7 separate regions of the Mus musculus genome follow, and all the other regions are linked to region 2. The links are chromatin loops, found by intact Hi-C in ENCODE. Cell type or tissue: left cerebral cortex. All regions are shown on one strand.

Region 1 (4,000 bases), 500 kb before region 2:
AAGCATCACAAAGGAGCTGGCAAAGGAGATGGTCCCAGCCATTGACAAAACTCCATCCAGAAAGACACTCAGAAAGGAAAAACAGGAAGAAGACTGCCATGCATGCCAGCCCTCTCTCTGTTCCTCCCTACATCCCTTCCTCCAGCCTAGGCCCCATTTGACCTCTGCCATCTAGGTCCCCAGGGCATGGCTCACAGGAACTCCAAGACCAATACTTCTTGGTGAGACCACAGGTAGCTTATCACATGGCCTGGAAGATCATCCTCTCTCCTGACATCCTAGTTGTCAGGCTAGGGACAACTGGATAAGTACATTTTACTCCAGTTATCTTCTTCCTTGAACTCCAGAATGCAGCTGACAAAAGTAAGGTGTCCCTGCACAGTAAAACTGAGACTCTTTTGGTATTGTACTTTCCAGATGGCTCACTCCTCTGAGTTGGACGAGAGGAGTATGTGGAACCCAGGAACCGACTGGGTCATCAGGCATGCTGACACGGCAAGTCTTCATTGTTAGTGACGAACGTATCACCTTGGGAGGTATGGAAAGAATAGGGCTGGAGTCCAGACCACCACTCTGTGAGGATGACAGGATCACGGGCTAGCAAGAGGTCAGCAAAGTGCTTACAGCACAAGCATGAGGGCCCTAGTTCACATCAACGTCAAACATGTAAGAATCAGGCATAGTGAAGTGTGTCTATAACCCACAGGGTGAAGAGGCAGAGATGTGCAGATCCTTGGAATTGGCTGGCTGGTCAGTCTAGCCCAAACAATGAGTTTCGAGTTCAGTGAGAGACAACGGCGACGATGATGATGATGGTGGTAGTGATGATGATGGAGGTGAAGATGATGTAGAGAGAGATTGAGGAAGACAGTTCACTTTGACCTCTAGCTTCCACAGGCTTGTGTATATCCCATAAACACACACACACACACAAAGATGGCAGTACCCTCAGGTGTCCCCAGAGTCTAGTTCACATGCTTAGCATCTACCCTTCCCTTCCAGAACAGAAGATCCATGGGAACAAGGGCTAATTCTCCCTTGACACCTGTGGCATTGGAGACATCCACAGTACTGTTATGGAAGTTGGGGTGCAAGGAGGGGAAACTGAGTTGGTTTCTTCAGAACTCCATGATGCCCAGCCTACCAGCACCCTACCCAACACCGTGTGCTACTTCCAGCCAGGGCTAGGAGGGTAGGGTGGGCCCTCACCTGAACTGGCTCTTGAGTCAGCTACAGAAGCTGTGGAGAAGGGCAGCCTGGGCAGCATCTTAGAGGAAGCAGCTTTGTCTCCTTCATCCAGCCATCCCTAAGTTCTGGATCCCCAGTGGGCTGGTGGTCAGGGCCAGAAGGATTCTGCTTGTGTTTAGTGGGTCCTGTACTCTATGCCTCAACATCACAGATTGGGGGTGGAGGAGAGAGAGCTGGTAGCTGGCTTGCCTCTCCTTGGGATGGTTAATAAGCCCTTAGGTGACATTAATTGCCACCAGGCATTAGGGACCTAATGAGAATCATCTTCTTTGACTACTACAGCATAGTCTTTCCCCAGGGCCTCCAATAGACTGTTAGCTCTCCCCACTGAACCTCTGAGCTATGAGGGAGGAGCAAGAACAGCTAGGCAGGTTCCAATATGAAACCTAAGCAGGGATAGTCAGCAGCTGGGGGGGGGGGGGGCAAGGAAGGTTCCTATCGTCATCATCCAAACCCATTTTCCCAAAAAGGACACTCACAGGATCAGGAAGGCTAGAAAAGACCCGAGTATGACAGATAAAGTGTAGACGGAGAGTCCCACCAGCCATTGCTCTGATCTGTCTAGCCCATACTCCATCTGGTATAACGGGTGACTCTCAAGTTCTATTCTCTCACTATGGGCTATGCCCATGGGACAAGAGACTGCCCCTCCAGAGTAGGACTGATAGAGATCAGACCTCTCAGGATTCCCTCGTGACATCCAATAATGCTGTCAGATCATTGCCATTGATCTCATGCCTGATTGACTATTGGCGGTTGACGGTCGGGTCTGATTTGGGTTGCGTTCTAATGGAAAAGGCGCGATGGTGGGAGTGAATGTCTGCCTCACACCCCCCTCTCTTCAGCTGATGACTGGGTGAGAGTACAGAGGGGCAGTTTCTCGCACCCACCCACCCACCTCCGCGCCCGGACACCTTTCAGAGGTTTGCAAAACAACCTGTAGGCAGAGGCAAGTCTCTCCTCGGCCTCCAGCGGCGCCCCTTGCCTCTTACCCGAGGAGCTCCAACCAGAGGAGCTGGGCGCGGCAGCTTGTCTGATTCCCACCGGGTGCCCTGCAGACCCAGGAGGACTCAGAGGCTGTGGGAGGCTGCCCCCTACCCGCGCCTCGGATAGAACCACCGAAAACATCTCCGGCACCCTGCGGGGAGCTGGCATTCCCTGAAAAGGGACCTCGGTCGGCTTCGGCTGTGGCGTCTGCTCAGGAGAACCGCAGTCGCAGCAGCCGACCGACCCCTCTCGGATCGCACCAACCTTAATCTCAGAGGGGGAAAAAAATTAAATGTAAAGCGGAGTAGAACTGAACGGCGAGGCCAGCCCTGGGCCGGCTCTCATTAAGGAGCCGCGCGCGCCCCCAGGCTGGGAATGCGGAATGGACACGTGGACAGACAGGGGAGCCGGGGGAGGGGGAAGTCTCCGTGGCGCGCGAGCCGTGGGCTGCGCGCTCCGGGGCCACGTGATCACGGGGAATCTGGGAGGGGAGGGAGGAAAAGGGAGCGAGCGCGCCAAGCTGGGCGCCCGCCCGCTACGGTCCTGGTGGGCGCTGGATGCCGGACCGAGGAGGAGGGCAGCGAGCATCAGTGTGTGTGTGTGTCTTTCTTCAACCATTTACCGAGGAGCGCCGTGGAGGTGGCAGCGACTGCTTCGGTCAACTGTGGCTCCCCCGCCTCTTTTTTTTTTCCTCTGGTCCTTGATTCTTCTTCTTCCCCAACCCCACGTCCAAGGAGAGCTGGACCCCTATCGGCATCTCTATCTTTTCTAGGCCGCCTAGGTACCCGCTGCTGCCTCTCCGGCCAGGGGCTGCGCAGGTGCGGTTGCCTTAGCCCACTGGCCGCGCTCCCGCTTCTTGCCACCCGTAGCTGGGACTGGAGCGGCGATCTACTCGCCCAGACTGACTCCGAAAGAGCGACAGCCTGTGCCCTGCCGCACCGAGGCAACGGGCGAGCGGGTGTCCAGGGGCAAGGCGGGGGTGATGGGTAGGACGAGGGATCGGAGACTGTGAACCTCGGAAAAGTTCAAGGTTTGTGTAGGTTCCCCCGGGAAAGCGAGGAGAGGTGTGAGGCGGGGCAAGGTACCCCTGTGCTGAGACAGCGACACCCTACCGGAGAGGAAAGAAAAGGGTAGCCGGTGCTGCCGAGGGCTGACCACCCCATCTCTCATCCTACAACGCTTACGGGCTGGATACTGGAGGAGACGCTCTGGGAAGAAACGGCTCGAGCTGGGGCGCCTTAGCTGGCGCTTCCGCTCCTTCGCTTCTCCTAGCTTCATCTCCATGGGGCAGCGAGTGCCTAGAGCTCCACCCTTGCTCCAGCCACCGAACCCCAGCCTGGCCAGGCGGCGCCGAGTTGGCCTGTGCTAGCGCAGACCCCGGTCGAGACTGGAGAGAGTGCTGGAGTCCAAGACCGAGCACTGCGAAGGGACAAACATCTGGTCCCCCACCTCAGACGTTTCGTCTGGGCGTCGCCTAGGGTGGTGGCGACCCGCGTCGCCTGTCTCATCCCTGCAAGGAAACTTTTCCTTCCCCGGATGGATTAAAGTTGCCTGGATTTTCTCTCTTTGCGAAAGAAATCATCCGTTTCCTCCCGACCTGGGATTTTCCCTACTGCTGCAGGGCGCTTGGGAGAGGAAGAAAGCCGCGCTGTGCATGTGGGGTTACCACCGAAACCGAGGCGATTCGAGTTCGCGTTGGGGTTCTGTACCTACGAGCGAGTACGGATCTGAGCGGCGCGGCGAGGCCAGGGGCTTCGGCACGCGG
Region 2 (4,000 bases):
CTTGCCAAGAGAATGTGTTATGGAAACAGCAAGGGCCAGACCGATCCAAAGACCTCTGTGATGGCCGTGTTATTCATCAAGCTCCGCACAAATAGGCCGGGAGAGAGGTCAGACTCGCTTGGCCAGAAAATGCTAGCTGTCTTCCAATTCTTTCCCAACCCGAACAACAGGGCACAATGTAACTGCTCTTTTTGGAGTATGCCCGTTCCCCTCTGCTGCCTCAGATGGCAGAGACAACAGGTTCTGGATCAGATAACCCCGGGCTCACCTCTGCTGGCCCCTTTCTTAGGCTAACCACAAGGGAGGTCAATAACTTCTAACATCCATAACCTCGGGCAGCAGTTCTCAACCAGGGGTCACAACACAAGCCCTCCGACGACTGCACAACCCTTTCACAGGGGTGGCAGATCCGACTATATTGCTTTTAGAGATTTACACTATGATTTACAACAGTAGCAAAATTACAGTTATGAAGTAGCAAAGCAGTAATTTTATGGTTGGGGGGGGTCATCACAACAGGAGGAATTGTATTATAGGGTCACAGCACTGGGAAGGTTGAAAACCACTGGCCTATGTCAGCGCAAAAGTGCAGACTCCCGGGACCCCAATCCTTCCCCGGGTCTCACTTGCTACTTGCTTTATTTTGACGTATGGTGGACTCTACTAAACAATGGGGGTATTAACGACATCTTATGTTATAGGACAGTGGCTCTTCACTGGGAAAAGTTAGCTTGTTGGAGATACTGAGTCATTTTTTGATTATTAAAACTGGGGGCATCTTGGCATCTGGTGGGTAGAGAAGGACCAGGGATGCTGTTAAACGACTCTCAACGCACAGGATATCTCTATCTCAGGAAATAACGACTTGCCTCCCCCCCCCCCCCCCCCATCAATTGTGTTGAGGCTAAGAAACCCTACAGTTTTACTCTAGGGAAAAACACTCAGGAGTCCACACGCCTGCAGTTCCTCTACCGCTCTGGACTGCCCTCACCAGCCCCGTCCTCTGAAGCCTCAGTCTCTGCTTTCACCTTGTCCAGGTTCGCATACAAACCTTCCGATGCCGGTGGACAGGATGGCCGTGGAAGTCTTCAGTTCCTCATAGAGATCTGCGCCATTTAAGGGGAAAGCCGAGAACTGCGCCAGCAACACCCTCCTCAGGGCAACGAGGGCCTGCCAATAGGGCGGACACTCAGGCTCCAGGCCCGCCAGATTGCCCCCTCAGAGCAGCGCCCCCCCCCCCCCCCATCTATCCCAAGGAACTCTGATCCTGCAGCGTGGGGGCGCAGCTGGAAGAGGGGTTGGAATGGAGCTTGCAGATCGCGAGCTCACCTTGTAGGACAAGCCACACTTCTGGGCTACTTCCTCCAAGTCAGCAGCTGCCAGGTCTGCCACTGGAAAGAGAGCAGGTGCAGGTGATTGGCAGCAGGAATGGCTTAGCCTTGCCACATTTGCCTTTTGCTCTGTTGTCAAACGGGATTAAGGTCTTATTCTACTACCTATCTCGAGCACGCAGGCCCTGATGCAGGACCGACCCCGCAAAGGGCCCAGCACTCAGTAAAATCCTCTGCCTCGGCTCCTGCGAACCCAGCTTCCTCAGAAAGTCAGAGGAAGAGTGCGGCCATCCTGTTAGAGCAAAAGGCCCCGTATGTGTACCACGACCACGGTGCCGACCCCCGGGGTAGTGCCCATGAGGTCACCTGTTTTTATCTTTCGGCCTCTGAGAAGCTGGACGGTCTCCTCGGTGAGGCCCGGGCACAGCCCTGCCCTGAGCATGCCCATAGTCCCTACAAACCCAGGATGCCCTGGGGGCTCTCTGTCACTTGGGCGCTCGCCGAGTCCCCCACTCTGGGCATTCCTCAGTTCTACTTAGGGAAAAGGTCCTGGCGTGCCAGCGCGGGACGAAGGGGCGGGAAGAGGATGCAAGTCGAGGTGAGGGACACTAACCCTTCCCAACTCGCAAGACTCTAGGCGCCCTAGGCCCGCCCCCTCCGGCCGACGCTTCCGGGTTCCGGGACTGGAGCGTCTTTTGTAGGCCAGGCCTGCAGCGCCATCTGCTGACCATGAGGGCAAACACAGAGGCTTTGCGACTCGCGCCAGCCACCTGCAAGCACACCTAGAGCTTACATACATGCACAGAGACACAAGCACACACACCGACACACACACACACACACACACACACACACACACACACACACACACACACACACACACACACACACACACACACACACACACATTTTGTGTGTCCAGCGAGTCTTCCAACGAGTCTCTTGTGTATACCAGCCTCTATTTGCAAAGCTAGGGGACACTCACTCTACCTAACTCAATATTTACAGAGTGAAGCATCCCTGACTTCTAGTAGCATTCTTGTTAGGAAGACAATGAAAGTGGATCAATTCAGATCATTACAGATTGTATGATCAAGCTGAGATCCAGCGAAGTTCACAGAGAGTACCTGTGTCCCTATATTTTCCAAATTTATCAAGTTCTATCTTACGTATATAGATGTTTTGCCTGCATGGATGTCTATGCAATCCTGGCATGCCTGGTACCCAAGGCAGCCAGAGAGAGGGTCAGATCCCTTGGACTGGAGTTACAGATGGTTAAGAGCCACCATGTGGGTACTGGTCTTCTGGGAGAGCAGTCAGTGCTCTTAACCACTTAGCCATTTGTCTAGCCCAACATTTTCCAGAGGTTTTAATGGAAGTAGGGAAATGCTTGAGTATATAAAATACTATTTTGATTTTTTTAACCACATCTAGTGGAAGAAATAAAGCAGTTTTACAAAACCCACGAGTGAGGTTCTATTTCTGCCTGTATTTTGTAGTTGAAGGAATTTGGGCTCAGTAAGATTGTTATTCTTTGATTTATACAGATAGGAAGCACAGAACTGAATCTCCAGTCCATATCCAGCTGCAGGGCTCATTTTTAGAAATATCTCCTCATGTTCACCATTGTCTCTCAATCTTTCAAGGTGTTTGGAATCCTGGCCCTGAAACCAGCTACTCTGTGAGCTACAACCCACAGTAAGCTTTCACTGTGCCTGCGTTACTGGCTATGGTGGGATTTGCTGCTTAGATCCCAGGATAGAGAGCCTTAGAAGTATCAGTAGGCAAAGGCCTTCTCTTCAAAGTCTGGTTGGCTCAGGCCAAGTGGTGTTCTCTGTGCCACTAGCCTGCTACCCCTTCCTGGACAGCTCTAAAGAGGCACAGGCAATTAAGCCTTTTGAAGTCCTCAGAAGAGGACCGAGTAGTTGTGACCACAAACGTGACCTAGAGAGGGTCATGTGTGCTGGAAGGGGCCATCAAGTTTCTTTCTTGGCTCAAGCCCACCCCTAACCCAGGCGTTTGGTCTGTCCAGCTGCACAGCAAACTTCCTATCAAGGGGAGGCTGGCCCCCCGATTGTTACACTCTGTGATGATTGTGAAGTCAGAGCACTGCAAACCTTCTCACCCAAATGAAGGGTGAGACCTTTGCCTCAGTTTTTCTCTGCTTCCTGCCAGCTGGTTGTCCTGGAGGGTGGTGGCAACCCTGCGCCCCACCCACACCAGATGGCGACGGTATTCTGTAAAGTGGGGGGTGGAGAGGAGGCTGTACCGAAGAAGGAAGCCCTCAATGTTATCAATGTGATTGACCAACTGCCAAAGCCCTGTCCAAATCCTAAGTTTATTAACCGGTCCATGGCTACCAAAGGCCTCCTGCTCCCGTCAAGACGCAGCTTGGCCAGCTTCTCAGAGGAAGAAAACACCGATGTCATGTAAGACACGATTTGGGGTCCTCATTTCTAAGGCTGGAGAAGCTTTGCAGCCCACTGTGGTGGGTCCTTCAGGGAAGAACATATCAGGAGGTTCCCCATGCACCCGCCCTGAGCCCCACATCAGTTTTGAGAGGATGTGGGTTCCCCATTCTAGCTGACCTTCCTGGACTAGCCAGGGGGTGCTTCCTATTCTGCTTGCCACTCTCTGCTACCCCTGTCTTCTCTCCCTCATTTCTCTCA
Region 3 (4,000 bases), 130 kb before region 2:
ACATAAATACACAAATTACACAGCAAGCCATGCAGAGTAAAAGTTTGTTATGCTCTCCGAGTAGTAAGTATGCTAAAAATACTGTGACCCACAGCAACGGCACTAACATAAATGTGTCCTTCATAAGTATCTCTTTCTCAGGCTTCATATCTGAAATCCTTTAATATGTATATGAATGTTGCACCTGTGTGCACATATATGTACCCTGTGCATCCTGGTACCCACAGAGGTCAGAAGAGGGTGTTGGATCCTCAAGTTCTACTCACAGAGGGGTTTGAGTTACTATGTAGGTGCTGGGAACTAAACCAGTGTCCTCTGCAAGAGCAACAAGTGCTCTTAGCCACTGAGCCATTGCTCCAGTGGCTGGGCTGGAGCTCAATAATAATAAGCTTATAGAAAAGTTGCAAGTACAAAAAAAAAAAAACCTATAAATCCATTCATTCATTTATAGATAGGGTGTTGCTACATGCATAATTCAGTCTGTCTTCAAATTCCTGACTCAGCTCCCCCAGTGCTAAGATAAAAGATTCGTGTACAATGCAAGGCATAACAAAGTTTTTTCAAGAGCTACAACTACATCTAGGCACACAATACTCCTTTCAATGCTGAGGGACCAGGCAGCACAGACTGAGAAACGTGTATCACAGTGATGTGCCGGACAGTCATCCCAGGCTCCAGTGGAATACATTCCGATCACCACAGAACTCCTGTTGTAGCCTTGTCAAAAATTAATAATCTGAGTCTAATTGTGAGGAAATAGACAATGCCAAGTGAGGGGCTTTCTACAAAACAACTGGCCTGTGCAACTTAAAAGTAGCAATGTCAGTCAAGCATGATGGCACAAACTTTTACTCCCAGGACACAAGAGGCAGAGGCAGGCAGATCTCTGTGAGTTTAAGGCCAGCCTGGTCTACATAGTGAGTTCTGGGACATCCAGGGCTATCTAGAGAAACCCTGTCTCAAAAAAAAAAAAAAAAAAAGAGCTGGCTCAGCAGTTTCTTGCAGACAACCTGGGTTCAGGTCCCCGAAGTCACATGGTGGCTCACAATCATCCATGCTTCCAGTTCCAGGGGATCTAAAATCCTCTTCTGAATTTCAAGGGCACCAGGCACATACCTGGTTGACATACATATATGAAGACAAAACATGCACATTCATAAAATAAAAATAAACAAACTAAAATAGCTTTTAAGTAGACCAGTGAGATGGCTCAGAAGGTAAAGTTGCTTGCCATAAAGATGCACAAGCTGAGTTTGCTCCAAGTACCCCATAGTGAAGGAAAGAACCGACTCTCCCAGGTTGACCTCTGACCTCCTCATGTGCCCCCACATTCCACGTTTAATTTTTTTGGGGGGTGGGTTTTTTTTGTTTGTTTTTTTGTTTTTTGTTTTTTTTTTGTTTTTCGAGACAGGGTTTCTCTCTCTGTGTAGCCCTGGCTGTCCTGGAACTCACTCTGTAGACCAGGCTGGCCTCCATCTCAGAAATTGGCCTGCCTCTGCCTCCCGAGTGCTGGGATTAAAGGTGTCCGCCACCACCACCCAGACACGTTTAATTTTTAAAAGTAGCAATGCCACAGACTATGAAAGACACTTCAGGAACTGCCTCAGCTTAAAAGAGACTGAAAGTACATGCCATCTCAACACAACGCATTGTCCTCGAGTTTCCTTTTTCTGTAAAAGACACTCAGGGTCAGTGGGGAATCTGAAAGAAATCTGCAGACTGGATTCTAATACACTCATGAGCTGTTGATGTTAAGATTAACTTTATACATACAGTGACTCTATATGAGAATTCAGTGATTCTGAAAATTATACACTAAGAGCTGGGCACACATGACTGTAACACCAGCACTCAGGAAGCTGGGGCAAGAAGGCAGTAAGTTAGAAGTCAGCCCCTGGACCTAGGTCTCCCCACACATATGTAGCAGATATACAACTTGGTCTTCATGGGGGTCCCAAACAACTGGAACGGGGTCCATCCCAAAAGCTGTTGCCTGTACATGGGATATGGTCTTCTTTCTGGGCTGCCTTGTCTGGCCTCAGTAGGAGAGGAAGTGCTTAGCCATGAAGAGACTTGGAGTAAAAGGGTGGGGACCCAGGGCGTCCTTACCTGCTCAGAAGAGAAGGGGAGGGGAAGGATAGTGGGGGAGGTGCCCATGAGCTGGATGTAAAGTGAATTAGTAAATAAATAAATAAATAAATAAATAAATAAATTAGAATTTAAAAAAAAAAAAAGAAGTCCGCCCCACTTACATAGCAAGCTTGAGACCAGACTGAGCTACAGAGTAAAACCGTGTCTAAAAACAGAAATAAATGTGTGTGTGTGTGTGTGTGTGTGTGTGTGTGTGTGTGTGAGAGAGAGAGAGAGAGAGAGAGAGAGAGAGAGAGAGAAAGGCAGACAGACAGACAGACAGACAGAGACAGAGAGAGAGACGGAAATAATTAGGACACATTTATAACTTCCTATCACCCATTCAGAAAACATTAGACACCTTATATTAATTACATGTCTCACAGACAACATAGCAAAGGAGGGACAATGCACTTATAACCCTGGTGATTCTTTGTAATATTCTTGCAACTTTTCTGTGGATCTAAATTTCTGACTAAAAATAAATTTTTGAGACATTGCTTCATTATGAGCCCAAGCTGACCTCAAACGTGCAATCTCTCTGCCTCGGACTCCTGAGTGCCAGAATTACAGACATGGACCACCATGCCTGGCTCACAAAATTAAAGGTTTTCAAATGCTGTTGAGACAGAGGGTGTGGTGCAGGGGTAGATCAGTTCCTTAGGACGAGCAACAGTCAGCAAAAGAAGTCATGGCACTATTTCGTCTCTTTTTTGGTGCATTTATCTGTGTTCTCTATCTTTTATGTGTGCTATGAGAATGTTGGTGAATGTACATGCCAGAGCATGGGTGTGAAGGTCAGAGGGCAACTTTAGAACCTTAGGTATTGGTCCTCACCCTCCACATTGCTTGAGGCAGGATCTCTTTTATTGCTGTATGCTCCAAGGGCATTCTCCCATCTCTGCCTCATCTCCCTGTAGGAGCACTGGGGTTACAGATGTATGCTGACATGCCTAGCTTGGCAAGGGTCTGACGATTCAAACTCAGGTCCTCACACTTGAACAGCAAGCACTTTACCCACCAAGCCATCTCCCACACAGGATTGTTCATTTTGTAAAATAACACACAACCTTGTGAACGCTGACATGAACCATGATTCATTCACGTCGTTTCTTTACATCACTCCTAGAATACCTAAAGGGTGAGCGTCTGTGCTGGGCATAGGTCTGAGGGCGCTATGTGAATTATTTAATTTGATCCTCTCAACGACAGTATAAAGTGGGCACTATTACTGCTCTACACGGATAACGTAATTTGTCTTACATCAGCAAGCTGCTTTAGAAATGGAGCCAAGACTTATATCCATAAGAGCCAAAACACTCTAATCCAACCTGTGCTATTACCATTTGCAAATATTTCCTCTATGTCAGTCAGTCTTCATAATCACTCATTTGGACTACTAGGAGAGCCTCTGATTGTGGACTCATTAAAATTGTCCCCAGATATTTAAAATGCCAGTCTGGTCCTATCAGTCATTATTGATGTGCTGCTCTTCGGCCTGTTCACTACAGCAATAAAGTGTGTGCTTCCTGACCTGCTAGTGCTCCTCACCCTCGGAGAACGCCTTCCACTGTCTTCCACGACCTCTTCACTATCACACACATGCCCTTAAACTCCAGTTACAACAAGTGCTTGTGGGTCTATACCAGTGCTAAGTGGGGCTTCAGCCTGGAACACCATGCACCTCACATTCCATCTGAAGACTTTGTATCCACGCCCCTGACTACTGCAGGCTAATTTAGCATCTCCATGCTTTCCTGTCGTTTCTATTGTACCCTGTGCTTCACTTTATCATGGTTCAGATATACACTATACACACACACACACACATCTCACCATTGCTAGTCTCCTTCCTTCCTCCCCCAACCCT
Region 4 (4,000 bases), 500 kb before region 2:
GCTGTGTGGGGCTGGTGGAGTCCTAAAGCTCAGCCTAGCAGGCTTCTTGTCTAAGCATGGCTCTTGCCCTTGTTGGAGCTCCATTCCCAGGTCATTTTGGCCCTTGGGTAGCTCAGTTGCTGTCCCTAGGTCCCAGCTACTCACTAGCATACTCTCAGGCCCAGCCACAGATCTGTTCTTCCTGACCTGCCAGAACTGTCTGCTTCCCAAGTCTTTGCCCTAGGCAGGCCTTCTGGAGCGTCTTGCCAGCTGTGAGCCTTTTATCTAGGGCTCCCGGCTGTCCCTGGGCCTAGGGTGTCCCAGAGCACTGAGCAGGGACGGTCATCCATAACCTGTCCACACACACAATGCTAGCACCGTGCAGGCATGCTCAAGACAGAGGTACCGACTTGCGGAAGGAAGGATAGTGGAGGCAGTACCACTTTGTCCCCACTCCTAGCTCCCTTTCTAAGTCCTTCTCTGAGATCTAAAGTCCCTTTGTCAAGCCATAGCCCCAGTTCTACTCTCATCCCACAACAAGCGAGAGCAAAATGAGAGAAATACATCTCGTAAAAACAAATCAAACCTGAGCCTCAGGCCCTCATCCTGCAGGACCGACTGCCTAATGCTCCTCCTGCCAACCTCTCCCAGTTAGAGGAAGGTATGTGGACATATTGTCACTCATGCCAATTCTGAATAGGTTTTGTAGGCTGTTCTGAAATCCAGAAGTTGGGGGCAGGGGCTGCAATTTTTAATGCCTGCCAGGCCACTGAGGTAGCGGGTTTCTGACCACACAGCCAGACAGGAGACCAAGCAGCCTGGGCTGCTGTTTGACAGTGGCGCCATTGGGCCGGATGACCTTGGGTTGCCTTCCTAGCATCACGTCCCCATCTCCCCTCCCCCGAAGCCACAGCATGTGGTCTCTGATGCACCACTTCCCTCCTCATGGTCTGCCAGACTGTTGGGCAGAGCCCTTGTATGACCAGAGAGAGCCCCACACCCCTTGTGGGCCCAGCTCAGGGTGGGCAGAGTGAAGTGTCTGGTTATCTCCTGCCCTGTTCCCAGTCTTAAGGCTACCTCTGAAGAAGAGCTAAGAAGGTGGTTTTCTTGTATCTGTCTCTGGAGAGATGAGGTTTTATCTTTAGTTTGAGGAGTCTGGGGGTCAGGGCGGTTGGTAGCTGTGCCTGCTGGAGATAGGATTGCCTGTTCTCTTACTCAGCAACTTTACTGGCTTCCTATGGGACCAAAGACCCACTCTCTGCCCTAGTATCAAGGTCCTGCTTGATCCTGGTCCCAGGTACATCTTCCCTAGAGTGCTCCCAACCTCTCTCCTTCTTCCATGTGCCTTATGAACACCCCTGTCTTGACTTACGAGTCTTCTGTAGGCAGCACCTCGACTCTGGAAACCCTTACCCAACCTTTAAAGCTGAGCCCCAATGGCAGGTCCCCCAAGGGACACTGAGGCCACCAACAGCATCTCAAGGTCCTTTCCTGGCTCTTCCAGCTGGTTGCCTCTTGGGCCCAGTTCACAGCCGGCATCCGCATGCATTAAGCCCCCCTCCCCAACCCCAAGGCTTTCACACACTCCCTCGTGGTAGTCTCATCTCCAGTGGGGCATACACAGCTCAGAAGAAATGCATGGGTGAAGCAAGAGAGGATAGGGAAAGAGAAGAGTCAGCTTTTATAAGAAGAGAGCAAGGTGGGAACAGGTCCAAGCTATACTCTTTGAATGACTCCCTCAGGCTGTACATTCCAGGTGACACATTGGGTCATGGTCTTAGGAGGCCGCAGGCTGACACCCACAAAGGCTTTTTCCTGTAGGTTGTATCTGCCAACCCTACTGCATCTCTCAGAAGGATTGGGCAAGCCGCAGGCCAGGGAGAGAGGCCTGTGTTGGCTGTGCAGCTCAGCTCTGTTAATGAGTGAGGCCAGTAGGTGGGGATGTGTTCTAAACTTGGTGGCAGAAAATGAGCTTTACTGGAATGCTTTCTGATGATGGCTGGGTGCTGGGCTCCAGCTTCACGAGGCTCTGTGGAAGGCCAGGACAGAGACTGAGCCTTGTAAAGGCATCCATGAGGTTGGGGTGGACAGGGTGCTACAGAAGCACTGCCTCCCACCCCAAGGATGTGGTCCATATCCCTGGGCAGGGTCTGACCTTGTCAGCATCCAGCACTGAAAGAGGGGACCCCAGGATAGCTGAATCCAACCCTAGAGTATGCATAAATGAGGACAGTAGACATGCAGGAAAGAGCCTGGAACTCATGTAGCAAGTCAATGCTGGAAAAATAACAATGCCTGGAGCCTAAATGGGGTTCCCGGTTTAGCCCAATGTCACCAAAGGTGTTTTCTATTTCTGCCATTCCAAGAGATTCTACCAGTCCCAAGCTAGCCCCTCCCCCCATGACTAGCCATCCTAACATTATCCTTATTAACCTTCCCTGATACCCCTGGTGACACAGCACAGGACAGCCAGTAGAACTTGAGGGCTGAGTCTCACTCCCTGCTGGACTTCGCAGCCCAGTCAGAGCCCAGACAAAGACCCCACCTTGCCTCTCTTTTCAAGGCACTTTGTCACAGTTCTGTTGGTACACACTCATCCATGATCACTCTAGCTTCTGAGGGCTGAGACAGGAGGAACCCAAAACCAAGATGTTTGGCTGCAGATCCAAGTTCAAAGCCAGCCTGAACAACTTGGTGAGGCCCCCCTACCCCCACCCCCACCCCCGTCTCATAAAATGAAAAAGAAATCTAGGTCATTGCCCAGTGGTGCCATGCTTGCCTGCCCTGTGCAAGGGCAAAAGTTTGAGGCACACACACCCCTCCTGCCGCCCTATACCACAAAGGCAGTTTTGTAAGGCAGTGTGACCCAGAGTTTGCAGACTACAGGGCATTCAGTGTGCCTCAGTTCAGGGAACCCACTTCCTCCTGAGCCTGCTCTCCTCCTCCACTGAGAGACCCTCCTTAACCTCCTAGTTCTCTGCTCCTTTCCACTCCTCCGCCGGCAGCAAATGCCAACCCAAGGCTCTGACCGCCCTCCTCACCCCTCTGTCCCATCCCCAGCTGTCCTCCCTTCTTCCCTGCTTGAACTCGACACAGAATTTTAATAAGAAATTAGTGAGCCAGGTGTGTGTGTGTGTGTGTGTGTGTGTATTTTGAAGAAAATAAATGTCTTTTCCCTTCTCTGCCCTTTTAGCTGCAAAGCAAAGTAGGTACGTCTTGCCATCAATTCAGGTGGGTTGTGTTCTGCCTCACCATCCCCGCGGTTAGGCTCCATATCTGGCAAAGACTTGCCAGTGCTTAGGCAGCCAAATGCTGTCAATGAAGAATGACAAGGTGTTTAGAGAAGGGGACAGGTGAGCCCAGAGGCAAGCCAACCATCAGGGTAGTCCAGCACCCATGGGCTTGGAGGCCAGAAGTCACTGCTGTGTCTTGCCCTTCATTTTGCCTCCCTCGTCATCTTCAAGAAGAGTGCACACATGCAAACACACAAAACACATACATACACACACAAGAGGGGGAGGGGAAAAGGGAGACCAAGCCCTTTGGCTCTCAGCACCCAGCAGGATGAGTGGAAAATGGAAGCAATTACCTAGATAATTCAATGCTTGTTGCATGAATGAATGGATGCAAAAATGAATAATTTGCTGCAAAAAAGAAGCAAGAGTAGTAAAGATAATTGAAGAAAACCTTGGTTTTCTTCCTTTCTCTCTCTCTCTCTCTCTCTCTCTCTCTCTCTCTTTCTTTCTTTCTTTCTTTCTACAAAATTATCTAGGTAATTATCTACTTTTAGAAAGCACCCCCTTTATCAAACCTGAGTCCTTCTCTTTGCATTCTCTTCCCCCAAACTTTTGTTCCATGGGAATAAGCAAGTAGTTTGCCCTCTTCGCTCAAATGGCTTTTCCAGTTCTGTTCAAATAGCTGGGAAGTGATGAACTTGCTCATAGAGCCAGCCAGCTCTTTTCTGTTTCCCTGGCCCCATCTTTGGGCCTCAGGAAATGACATGCCCAGGATCCTCAGGATG
Region 5 (4,000 bases), 660 kb before region 2:
GGTGCACGTGTGCTCATTCATATGAAGAGGTCAGAGGATAACCTTGGGTGCTTCTCTGCAAGAACCCTGAGTTTGCCAATTAAGCTCGATGGACTGGCCATCACGTCCTGTCCTCTGCCTTCCTGGTGCAGGGGTTATACGTGAAGCCACCATAGCCAGCAGATTTTTCTTTACTTGGGTGCTGGGGATCTAATTCAGGTTCTAGTGCTCAGAGGCAAGCTGAGTACTATGTTTATAAAGCGATGGTGTTCATTGCTGGTGGTAGATGGAAAAAGAGACACCCCGGGGCAAATTTCTGAAATAAGAGACAGATGAGAGGGTACCACTCCCTTCTGTCCATGAAAAGACAGGAGACTTTGACCAGGCAATCAAATCTGCTCCCAGATGTTCCCTGCAGCAGCTAGTTTAAATCATTTGCATCTCTGAACCAGTGTGGCATGGTTTGTGTGTATGTTTAGGTGGTTTGTCTGTGTGGCATGGGGTGTGTACATGGTGTGAGGTGTGTGTAGTATGGAAAGTATGGTGTGTGTGTGTGTGTGTGTGTGTGTGTGTGTGTGTGTGTGTGTGTGTGTAATGTGGTTCCTGTGTACATGTGGTGTGTAGCTTTGTATCTGTGCCTGCTGATAGGAAGAGAAAATATCAGAAGAGATGCCTAGGAAGCTGGTTGTAACAGGTGTCAGCACACAGTGTCTATCCTGCTACACAGTTCACCCTTGCCAAATGAGGCTACTGCTCTGTCCTCAAATACACTGTTGCAAAGGCACTCTTGCCTGCCTGTGGAGACCCACTTTCGGAGCTAAGAATCGCTACATGCAGCTGGGAGGCTGCCTTGTTAGAGCCCCCTCCTCTCTGTGTCTTGTCTCATCCCATCTGCCATCGTCTCTGCCCACTTGGTTAAGCCATCTGTAAATAGCAGGACAGCCGCTCCCTGATGGCTCTGGGCTCTGCCCTTTCTGCTGTCTCTACACACAGACTGTTTCCTGCTTTCCAGAAACTCAGCCTGGCAAGCAGGGGCCTCAGATAACGGCTTTCTGAGGCTGTCAAAGCTCCCAGTAGTGATGTTCGGGAGGGGTCTCTAGTCTTAATGATTCATGTGCTAAGGACTGTCTTCTACAAGAGGATCAATAATCTTCGTCCTAGAAACAGTCCCCACTAACTGGTCCCTCCTCAAGGCTCCCTGGAGACATGATTCACTTCTCAGAGCAGATCAAGAATAGAGGTAAGGCTGGAAAGTCCCTTCGAGACAACCTGCCCCATGTGTTTTTGGGATACAAACAGAACCCAGAGCCAGAGTGAGTGGAGGCAGCAGGCCCATGGCCAAGTTCAATTTGAACCCCAGTTTCCCTAACCCTCCCCCATCACACACACAATTCAGTTATTCATTCTGGCTGAAGAAAGGCCTGTGCAAGACTGAGAGAGACAAATCACCTCTGGGGCTCTCGGCCTGGATGGGAAGAATTCATATCTCTCTTCACCACTACCTGGAGCCCTGATCCTCTTCTACCTTGACCCGAGTCTGGAGTCCTCAGGAGACTGCAGGAAGGGACACCCTGTCTCAGTAACTGATGCCATCCCCTGCTGACAACTACCGGCAAACCCCGATGTCCCCAAGCTGACACCCAGCCACACTCTGTCCTCACCACCGGCTGCATCTCCCTTCATTCCAGCCACATTGAACTGCTGGACCTGTCTAGAAAAAGCCCTGGACTGTTATCATGACCAGGGTATATTACAGAGAAGATTCAGAGAATCATTACATAGACACTGTGTGTACACTGGGCTGCCTCAGGCACAACCTATGCAGACATCCTGGGAGTCCATGGTCAACCAGCCAAGCCGGCTTCCTTGGCTACATCTGTTCTTTCTCCACCTGGAAAATCCCTTTTCTCCCTTCATGGCAGGTTGAGACCCACAGCCCTGGGAAGGAATAAGTGAGTCACTTTCAGTAACTCCACCTCTGCAGCCTAATGTTTTTCTCATCACTTCTGCCATAACGCCTGATACAGAGTCTTGGAGTAGGTCCCCTCAACTTCCACACTCACTGATGCTGGGACCAGAGGGTACATTGAGGCTGGGGGATGCTCTTTGCCCCAGGAGATGCCCTGATGCATTCAGGATTCTATGCACTGCATGTAGGTAGCAAGCCCATCCAGTTAACAGCTGAAATCTCCTGGCATCTTGCACACCACACCAACTGAGGACCAGTGCCTTAAAGTTGGATTGGGAGGTCTTTTCCTTCCTAGTAGAAGGAAAATTCTACTAGGCATTGGCTTTTGTGAGGGTGTTTAATTATTTTCTGAGCCTGTCAGTACCCAGCACACAGTAGAGAAAACTATCTGCTTAATAGATCCACAGAATGGGCCTTAAGAAATCTGAAAAGCTCCACTAGATGCATTACTAGTTATAACCACTAGAGGGCAGACAAGGCCTGCCAAAAGCACCATGCAAGCTCCAGGCAGAGCCAATGCTCAGTCAACGCCAGGGCCCAAGTTCTGCCTGACTCTAGGATTCCTTGCTGTTCCTTTGTCCATTCTCAGCACATCCAGGGCAATACTGTTAAAACAATGATGAGTCAGGTCTTGCCATCTCTCTATTCCAGAGGCCACCCAGAGCCTCCATCTTTTCTCTACAAAAGCCACAGATCTTGTAAGAAGAGCACAGGGTTACCTCTACCACTGCTCTCTCATAACTTCTCCAGAAACCCCAGCCCCATCTACTGTGTCCCCTTCAACTCCAATCAGGCCAGACACTTATTCCATGGCTGAGCGTCTCACCCACCTGAATACCTTTCCCTCTTTTCTCAATACCCTGTATCCCTTTATCTCTCCCCAACCCTCACTCCCACTTCCTGAATCTCACAGTCTAAATAAATGCACAAGAACCCATCCAGCAAGACCCTTCCTGAGCTGTCTGTCTCCCACTCCATCCTACTTGGCCTTCACCCCCATAGCAGTTATAGCAAGATGAATGGGTGGGTGGGAGGAAGGATGGAAAGATTGAAGGATGGATGGATGGATGGAAGGAAGGAACAACAAACAAATGGATAAATTGATAGATAATCATGGACAGGTAGGGGTTAGATGTACATAGACATATGGGTGAATAGATAGATGGATGGTGGCTATGGTGGCTACATGGATGGGTGAGCAGGTAGACACATGATGAGTACATGCAAAGGTGGGTGGGTGGAAGGGTGGATAATACTTCTCTTTCTCATTCATTGTTTTTCTTAATTCTCCAGTGGTAGCCTCCAGGGAATGAGTGAGGGTTTAGTCTCCTTTGATTCTGCAGCCCTAGAGCATGGTGCATGATGTCTGTTAGATGGTTGTGGGAAGATGAAGGAGTAACAGCAAGTTCTGAGCTGAGTCAGCTAAGGAGAACTGCATGATGGGATAGACAGGTTTTCTCATGCAAGCATCCTCCTCCAAGAAGTGGCCTCTGCCATTCAAACCAGACGACAGAATCACAAAATCCTGATTGGAAAAAAAAAAATGGGGCTAGAAAAAGGTATTTGCTGGCCCTGTTATTTGTGAGAAGGCAAACTCTGCACCCAAAAGTGAGGCTTAAATCCCAGCTTTGAACTTCAATTCCAGTGAGATGACAGAAGAGTCTCTCAAAGCCTCTGTAACTTTGTTTCAGAACTGGAAACAGTAGCGATAATATCAGATCACTGAGCCACCTGCCCAGCAAGCCCAGGTGCTCGTTCATCATGCAGGTCCCTTGACAGAGGTCTTCTATGCAAGGTACCTTCTACTGACTCAGCTAACGCCCAGCCTTCACTCAGAAGCTTGCCTGAATCGTGCTCTGGTAAGGTGTCCTGGGATCTCTGTCAGGGTGTACCTCAGCCCTTTCAATGGCTGTTCCCCCGGGATCTACACCTTGCGGATGGAGCTGTGTCTGGCTTCATCTCCCGACATTTTCAGTCCCTTACGGAGAACAGACTCTCACTGGAGAGAGTCCCTGTCTGTCTGATTTCTCTGCAGCCTCCGAGCCTGCCACA
Region 6 (4,000 bases), 140 kb before region 2:
GTGTGCTCAATGTTCAGTGTTCTCTACTTCTCAAGCTTCTGTCATGTTTACTCTCCTCAGCCTCAGAAAATGAGTATGCTGCTTTGAGAAAATAGAAACTAAGCCGGGCTGTGGTGACACAAACCTTTAATCCCAGTACTCGGGAGGCAGAGGCAGGCAGATATCTGACTTTGAGGCCAGCCTCGTCTACAGAAGTGAGTTCCAGGACAGGCAGGGCTACACAGAGACGCCCAAAACCCTGTCTCAAAAAAAAAAAAAATGCAAGGAAGAACCTGCCGCATAACTACCACCTCCATCACCACCACCTCCACAAGTCCTCAGTAGTCCCTCACTCTTTAAAACAGAGCATCCCTCTCCCCACTCCATTCCCGAATCCCCCTGCAGCACAGAACGCTGGTCCTATATCACTGCTTTTCCTTACAGCCACTCTGAACTGTTTCCATTTGCAATTCCACCTTGAATTAGTAAGGGTTCTCTAGAGGAAAAGAACCAATGGGATGAATATATTATTTAAAGAATTTATGAAGGCAGCTTTAAAATAGGAACAAGAGCAGAATCACACCTGAGAGCTGAGAATCGGGGAGTTACTTAATACTGGGTGCCTCGGTAGTGGTCCCACAGGGGCTGTCTCTCACTGAGGGGAGGAGCGCCCTGGAGCTGCTCAGTCCACAATGCTGGGCACCTCAGCAGTCCGGATCTGGTAGGAGAAGCTCAGGAGAAGTCTGGAAAGTCACTGGCCCCACCCAGTCCAGGCTGAAAGCGTAGAAACAGCTTCTGGTATTGACAACGAATCAGAAGCTGAAGCAACAGGACAACAATTGATTCAAGGCCAGAGGGAGGCCAAGCAAAGGCTGTTTGCTCTTCCTCCTGACACATCCTTTCATCTGTGCTGCTCCCAGAAGGTGCCCACAAAGTGAGTCTTCCCAGGTCCATCAAGGTGATCAGGACAGTTTCTTAGGAGGGGCACCACAATACACCCCTCCCTTACCGTTCTCTCCTGTGCTTGCCTTCAGTGGGACTTTCGTCTCTGCCTCTCTACTGAAGCAGTATGCTGTTCACTTTTCAGTTCACAACAATACTTTAAACATTTTTCTCTTTCTGCTTGGGTGCTGAGACACCATGCCTCTTTGACCTCCCTTGATCACCCATCCTCACTCTCCATTGGTGAATTTTTAACCTCTTTTCAATTTCTAAACAAGTTTCCAATGTTCAGGATTCTTTTTTCTTAACTGATTAAGTCAATTTATTAAAATTGTCAACTTAGGCAACCACAATAGTAACTTCAGCCTCCACTCCCCGATCAATGCTGATGGAAGTAATCACTTAACGATCTCAGAAGGACTGTGTAAATCAATGAGTGGCTCGTGGACTGGGTGAGTCAATGAGTTGCTCACAGATTCTCATCTGGAAACGATCCCATGTCTTAGAACCTTCACTGCAATGTATTTTTCCAGTAGTGATTGCTAGTGTTGGGGTAGGTGTGTGAACTGGCCCTTTTCCTTTCACATTCTTTTCTTTTTGCACCTCTGATCAAGGAAGCACACACCAGAAACTTTGCATCATGGCTGGATCATGGCTGGATCATGGCTGGTGAGGGTGATTTGAATTTGGTAGATCAACAATTCTAATTCTCCTGGCATCTTTCTGGTATCTTTTGGGGGCGGGTGGGGGGGCGAGATTCGAGATAGGGTTTCTCTGTTTAGCCCTGGTTGTCCTGGCTTTCTGGTATCTTTTTATAGATGTGCACCATGTACATGCAATAACAGCAGAGGCCAGAAGATGGCGACAGATAACCTAGAACTGGAGATACCGATAGTGAGTGCTGGGAATTGAACCCAGATCTTGTGGAAGTCCAGCCAGCACACTTAACCCCTGAGCCATCTCTCCAGCCCCCTTTCTGGTATCTTTAAAAGTCATGGTTGCAGCCTCATAATAACGATTCCCAGATATGTATTTCTCATCCTGCCCTCTATTCTGAACTCATTCCAGGATCTCAGCTCATCATTCACATGTAGAATGGATCCTCTCTCCTCATTCAAATCTCTTGATATACTCTCGCAGGTACGCCCAGAAGCTTGTGTTCTGGGGCATCCTAAATACCACCAAACTGACCATCAAAATGAACCATCACGTGGTTACATTCCAGTTCACCATCATGAGCTGAAACTATCGTGTCAAATGCATTTACTCTCCCTAACCTTCCCACCATCATTTTTTAGCAATGCCGCATATAGTAGGGCAGTGGCTGTGTAGTTTCGTGATTGCAGGGTCAGCTGTGAGCAACTGCTCAGCATCACAAGACAGTATCATACAATATATATTGCTGGGGGGAAATTAAAATGTAAACTTCAAAGCACAGGCTCTCCTGAATGCATATCACCTTCACACCACTGTAAAGCTAGTGGACGGTAAGTCGGGAACCATCTACAACTGTAAGCCTAGTTTTTAACCACAATAAAAGCACCAAAAAGTGAAAATGAAAGCAAACCAACATTTGACAGAACGCCTCCAGCAAACTAGGCATGGAAAAAAATCTATAGGCTGAACAGTAAGCAGAGGAAAGAATATCAGTGGCCCTTGTCTGAAGGAGGTCCCTTGGTTTCACCGCTGGTCTCAGTAACACACTGTCACACGGAGACACGTTAACTAAGGAAGCGCATGAACTTGCAGAGTCATCGGCAGAGGGAAAGGAAGTGAAAAAGCAGCAGCTGAATGTGTTAGCTCCAGGCCTGCTGACAAGGGCCAGGAAGAAAGAAGGTTGAGCACTACTTAACATCCCCTGGGAGCCTGGGCAGTGTCTCCAGCTGTAAGTGGGAGAGAGCTGCAGTCCCGAGTGGGGCTGAGACGGTAAAAGCCATAAACATCAAACCAAGTTGAAATTATGAAGATAGAGCTTCACAAACTCAGTAGGAAATAGCAGTAGTATCAAGTGGGATTTTAAAGAACAGTAACAAGATCATGTTTTAAGAAGGAGTAAATGGGGGGATATTATCCAGAGCAAAGATATTAAGGTAGACTCCTACAAGTTACTATAAATTATGTAATTTCTACTAATCAAAAAATAGTAGAAGTGTGAAATTTGCAAATTAGTAGAGAAGAAAAATATAATGATGAAAACAATAAAATGAAACGTTGGTTAGAAAAAACATAGGACAATGGGAAATGAATAGAAAGTAAAAAAGATAGGACCTGTGAATCAAATATACTCTTAACAACGTAAAATGTAATAGACTAGCTATTTCAATTAAAATATAAAGACTATCTGATTAAGAATTTTTACTTGCCTCCAAAACATAAAACAAAATAAAAATGTCACTTACAAAAAGCAATCTTCTAAAATATAAGGACAAGAAGGTTGAAACAACACACACATGACAGGCACGTACCAATAGAGAGGAAGCTGGTGGGAGCTGGGGAGATGGCTCAGGGGTTAAGAGCACTTACTGCTCTCACAGAAGCTCCTGGTTCGGTTCCCAGCATCACATGGTGGATCGCAACCATTTGCTAACTCCAGTTCCAGAGGATCTGATGCCCTCCTGACCGCTACAGGTCCCAGCTATGCACAGATTGCACGTACATGCATCCAGACAAAACACTTATACACATAAAATGCCATTTTAAGAAATCTGCCTGCCTCTGCCTCCCAAGTACTGAGATTAAAAGCGTGCGCCACCACTGCCCGGCTCATTTTTAAAAATCTTAAATGAAAACATATTCATAGCTGGGCTGTATGGGCACACACTTCTTTTTTTTTTAATTACATATTTTCCTCAATTACATTTCCAATGCTCTCCCAAAAGTCCCCCATACCCTCCCCCCCTCACTTCCCTACCCACCCATTCCCATTTTTTTGGCCCTGGCGTTCCCCTGTACTGGGGCATATAAAGTTTGCAAGTCCAATGGGCCTCTCTTTCCAGTGATGGCCGACTAGGCCATCTTTTGATACATATGCAGCTAGAGTCAAGAGCTCCGGGGTACTGGTTAGTTGATAATGTTGTTC
Region 7 (4,000 bases), 640 kb before region 2:
TGTTTGCAGGTCTGTCTTCTGTCTCCACAGCAGCCTCTGAGCCTTTTTACAACAAGGACAGGGTCTCATTCATCTCGGGGCTGCTGCTTGGCACAGTGCCCAGCACATCTTAGCAATTTCAGAAGCTCTCCTGGACGTCTGAATGAATGAATGCATGAATGACTAGCCTAGGACACGAACCAAGTCTGTACACAGTTATTTTGAAACTGGTAATATATGGGAGAAAGACTTGGTGAATGCTGGGGTAGGGGTGGGGAACTGGCCTCAGGCCTTATCCCTTCTACCTGGCTAGTCCTTGGGTTAATTTCCAACAGGTGGAGTGGCTGTGCAGAGCAGAAAAAGTGAGCCTTGGCCTGTGATGGGTCCTATAGCAATCAGCCCTGCCCAGGCCCTCATTCCTATCTGTGCCCATAGAGGAGGCCACCTTGTCTGTGAAAGCCAATATGTTTTGCTACTGTCCCTGCTGGGAGAAGAGAGATCCTGACCTCTACTTGCCTGCCTGTATACTGCTCCTTTGCTGAAGCCCCTAGGGGATCCTCCTGCAGTACCTTGGAAATGATTCCGCGGAGAGTTGCCATCCCTGACTTTTTCTGCAAACTGTAAAAGCTTGAGCCGGTCCTTGCTCTCCATACCCCTTGTTCATCTGCTCTGTGGCCAGTAGCCAAGTATGCATACTAATATTAACAGTCCTAATGGGCCCTAGCTTGGTCGTCTCGCTTACAAAGCACTTTTAGACCCATCATCAGAGCTGATCTCAAACCAGTGTGGAGGGCATAGCAGGGCTGTAGCTAGTGCATCACCATCTTAGTATGGGGAGAAACTAAGGATCTGGGAGAGGAAAGGATCGGTCAGCTCCAGGTAGCATAGATGTGAGCCTGAGGAGAGCATGGGCCAGAGGCCGGGTGTCCTGACAGACCATCCAGCACTCACACCCTGCCTTGTTCCCACCCTCTCCTGTGCCCTTGGTGTTCTGGCCAGTAGCATCACCTCTCAGGTGATCTATTCTCTGTCAGTAGAAGAGAGTGTAACAAGGAGAAGCAGGCTTCTGCTATCTACGACAAGAGCTGAAAGGACCTGCCAAGACATTTTCTGCGTGACTTTGGGCTAGACATCTTCCTCTGTGAGCCTCAAAGTCCACAATGGCAGTCGAGAGCCTGCCCTCTGTGCAGCAGGCTGCTGAAAGCTAAGGTGTTGCCCTGGGGACCTGACTGAGATTGGCAGCAGCTTGTCTCTGGAGTGACCATCTCAGGGATGGAGAGTGGAAGGGACAACCCAGAAGTGTGGCCTGTGGAACTCCCGGAGGACTCCCGAGGCCTCTTGGGGATGGGACGGAATGGCTATACTATGGCTTCCCCTGACAAATGACTTAAACACTTTATCAGTGTGTGCTAAAATGGTCCAGCCAGATGGCAACTATTTTCATTTCAAAGCAGAGAAACTTGGAGCTCAGCGAGGTGACCTGACTTGTTCAGTCACACAGCAAACAGAGGCAGATTCCAGGTCTGGGCCATCTCTCAGTCGCAATCAATTAATGATCTAGGCAGAGTGGGCAGGATGCATGTGGAAACCCTAAACCCCTCCTTTCCTCAGGCTCTGCCCACCCCTCGCTCTTCTCACCTCCTCCCCAGAGAGTCTTAGCACCAGGCTGGGTCCCCTTTACTGTAACCAGCTCACCCTGTCATCTCAGCCCAGGCAGAGATTTATGGATCTCACTTCAAGGATTTTCCTTTAATAATAACATTTATAATCATTTTAGAAATTAAGAGCTGAGGATGCAAAGCATTTTAATTAAAATAATCCGTGGCTGATAATTATAGGACTCTCTTAGCTGGAACCATCTTCTCTCAATCTGTCACCGTCCCCGAGGAAGCCAGGAGTTTAACTGTGAGCAAATGAGCAAGCCTTGGCCCCCGTGGGTGGAACAGGCTGTGGGGAAGGCGGCTCTGGGTTCACCCCAGAGGCTGTTTTCAGGGTGAGCACAGTTCATAAAGACTTGGGGCTGGATTCCCAGGAGCCTTGCAGGGTAAAGTGTCTTCTTCAAAAGAAGCAGTATCCTTCTCCTCCTCACCTGTTCCCATGTCAACCCCCTCCCCATGGCCACACATGGTCCTTTACCACTTATCACACAGGCCCAGCTATGAAGACCAAGACACACAGGAACTCATCTCTGCCAACAGCGCCAGTTGCCTGCCTCTGCCCCACCCCCACTCCTCCCAGGAACTGTCCTGCCCTCTGTAGTCAGGAGAGGGCAGTGAAGGCCACCAGATATGGACACAGCTCCTGAAGCACAGACTTCATAATGGAACTTAGAGATAGCAGAAGAATCCTCCTTCCACCAGCCAGCAGCTCAGCCCTGGCCTCACCACGGGCGGCTCCCATGTCAATTCCCCTAGAAACTCACATATCAGCAGAGTCAAAACACGCAAGCCAACCATAGCAGGAAGCAATTACACACAGGATGTAGCTGCAGAAGTCAGAGTCCCCAGAGACTGATCAGGGAAGGAGGCTTTACAGAGAGGTGATGCCCGACAGGGTGGTGATGGATGAATAGGAGCCCAGTGGCTCAATGACAGTTATAACTGCTCAATTTGTTAACTGTTTACCAGGTGCCAGGTGCCGAGCAGCTCTGGTCTGTGGTCTAGAGCAACACAATTAGCCTGAGACCAATCTTATAATCAGCATCCTTTTCTAGATAGACAGGTTTGCCTCGTGTGCTTGAGTGACACAGTTAAGTAGAACTACTCCACGAAGGGAGACTCATCAATGCAAAACCTAGCCATTCATCAGAGGGCTTGTGGATCCCAGGGAGGCTTCTGAACAGAGCTGCTCTCTGCAGAGCGGAGAGATATAAACTGGACAGAAGGTGTGGATAAGAAAGGAGGAAGATTGCCAAAAGACAGCATCTCACCTGACCTGTTTGGAAACTCCTGATCAGAGTGGCTGCATTCTCTGGCCTCACCTCCATCCCCTATCCGTAACTGTAGGGCGAGGCTCCCTCTGGGTGCCCTTGCAGCTTAGAGGGCCTGCAGGACCCTGGGCCTCCTGAAGTGTCTCTAGCATGGTATCCACTCCCTATGCTTAGCAATAGGAGGAGCCCAGGGAAGATGATCATATCAGGGCTCCAGCATAAACCCACTTACAGAACAGTGATGGGAAGGGGTCAGCCTGGACATGACCTTGAGCTTTCTGAAGCCTCTACTTCCTCCTGAAGAGAATAAGGGATGGGTGGGTCACCAGAGGAAGTATGGGATATCTCCAGCAGGTGATAGTGACTTGGCTCCCTGTGGGGACCTGGTTCTCTAAAGGCTTGCCTACTTCAGCCTAGGTGCATCCCTCCCCACTCCCACTGGAGGCCTGAAGAGGATTACCCAGACTCACTCATGGGTAAAATTGGTTCTTGGCCAGAGGAGATGCTGAGGGGTTGGGGTGGGGTATGGAGTGGGCTTTGTAATGAGCATTGTGGGGGTGACCAGGAATGGCACACTGGCAGTAGAGTTGGGGCTGGCCACATACCAGGCCCATTCTCCCACACCAGTAATGGCGTGTTAGGTGCCATACCCAGTCCCCTGCCCACACCACCAGCTTGCTCACACCTACTCCATTCCCTGCAGAGGACAGGCATAGTCTAGAACACACATAAGGAGCTTGGCCACTCAGACCCAGGACTTCTGAAGAATAGCTGGGCCCAAGCCCCAGTGCTGTGATCTGTGGAGAGCCTGCTGTTTTTACAAGGCTTGAGCAACTGAGAAGTATGGATTAGTGAAAGGTGAAAGGAGAGGGACTATTCAACTAATCTGTGAATCCTTGGATCATAACTACAACCTTTCTCTGGAAAAGGAACTTCCCGCCCCTCTCCTCTTCTCTCCCCCGACCTCATTGGAGAAGCTGGAGGCCAAAGTGATGTTAGTAATAAGAGTTCTGCCGAAGCTAAAATTCATGGAATGACTATCTCTCATTTGCAGTCTTCCTAAGGAAGTGGCCTCCAAAAGCTGGGGGTTTG

The links. Hi-C counts contacts between places; a loop is a spot of excess contacts. Peaks named below come from ENCODE experiments on the same cell type or tissue, not always from the same donor. Only the 100,000 strongest peaks of a DNase experiment are listed, where the experiment ranks them.
Region 1: a loop joins it to region 2, with 3 times the contacts of the local background. A loop is called at or near these places in 7 of 42 quality-filtered maps.
Region 3: it touches region 2 in a loop (2.9-fold over the local background); 28 of 42 quality-filtered maps call a loop at or near these places.
Region 4: a loop joins it to region 2, with 4 times the contacts of the local background. A loop is called at or near these places in 7 of 42 quality-filtered maps.
Region 5: it touches region 2 in a loop (9-fold over the local background); 29 of 42 quality-filtered maps call a loop at or near these places.
Region 6: it touches region 2 in a loop (7-fold over the local background); 26 of 42 quality-filtered maps call a loop at or near these places.
Region 7: it touches region 2 in a loop (4-fold over the local background); 4 of 42 quality-filtered maps call a loop at or near these places.

What each region holds. Positions count from the first base shown.
Region 1 is chr11:82,384,716-82,388,715 of GRCm38, forward strand. Gm38577 (a long non-coding RNA gene) reads right to left here and starts at 2,725. Exons shown (of 3, transcript XR_880073.3): 1 at 2,241-2,725. In left cerebral cortex, CTCF peaks have their summits at 2,363 and 3,383; DNase peaks (open chromatin) are centred at 2,644 and 3,314; H3K4me3 peaks cover 1,968 bases; H3K27ac peaks cover 861 bases.
Region 2 is chr11:82,888,641-82,892,640 of GRCm38, forward strand. It overlaps Rad51d (RAD51 paralog D), which reads right to left and starts at 1,984. Exons shown (of 10, transcript NM_011235.4): 1 at 1,698-1,984; 2 at 1,330-1,391; 3 at 1,052-1,170. The coding sequence starts at 1,779. Fndc8 (fibronectin type III domain containing 8) reads left to right here and starts at 3,505. Exons shown (of 4, transcript NM_030224.1): 1 at 3,505-3,760. The coding sequence starts at 3,555. In left cerebral cortex, a CTCF peak has its summit at 2,031 (motif pointing left); DNase peaks (open chromatin) are centred at 38 and 2,008; H3K4me3 peaks cover 1,152 bases; H3K27ac peaks cover 669 bases.
Region 3 is chr11:82,755,147-82,759,146 of GRCm38, forward strand. The region is part of intron 3 of Cct6b (chaperonin containing Tcp1, subunit 6b (zeta)); the gene reads right to left. Among named protein-coding and RNA genes, the nearest start is that of Cct6b, 7.2 kb to the right of the region's middle. In left cerebral cortex, no CTCF peak of the experiment used is centred here; no DNase peak of the experiment used is centred here.
Region 4 is chr11:82,390,633-82,394,632 of GRCm38, forward strand. All of the region lies in intron 1 of Tmem132e (transmembrane protein 132E), which reads left to right. Among named protein-coding and RNA genes, the nearest start is that of Tmem132e, 3.7 kb to the left of the region's middle. In left cerebral cortex, a CTCF peak has its summit at 1,917 (motif pointing right); a DNase peak (open chromatin) is centred at 1,920.
Region 5 is chr11:82,233,313-82,237,312 of GRCm38, forward strand. No RefSeq gene overlaps it. Among named protein-coding and RNA genes, the nearest start is that of Ccl1, 56 kb to the left of the region's middle. In left cerebral cortex, a CTCF peak has its summit at 2,404 (motif pointing right); a DNase peak (open chromatin) is centred at 2,428.
Region 6 is chr11:82,744,544-82,748,543 of GRCm38, forward strand. All of the region lies in intron 5 of Cct6b (chaperonin containing Tcp1, subunit 6b (zeta)), which reads right to left. It also overlaps the pseudogene Gm11420. Among named protein-coding and RNA genes, the nearest start is that of Cct6b, 18 kb to the right of the region's middle. In left cerebral cortex, a CTCF peak has its summit at 1,774 (motif pointing right); a DNase peak (open chromatin) is centred at 1,776.
Region 7 is chr11:82,253,525-82,257,524 of GRCm38, forward strand. No RefSeq gene overlaps it. Among named protein-coding and RNA genes, the nearest start is that of Ccl1, 76 kb to the left of the region's middle. In left cerebral cortex, a CTCF peak has its summit at 2,251 (motif pointing right); DNase peaks (open chromatin) are centred at 70, 2,227 and 3,603.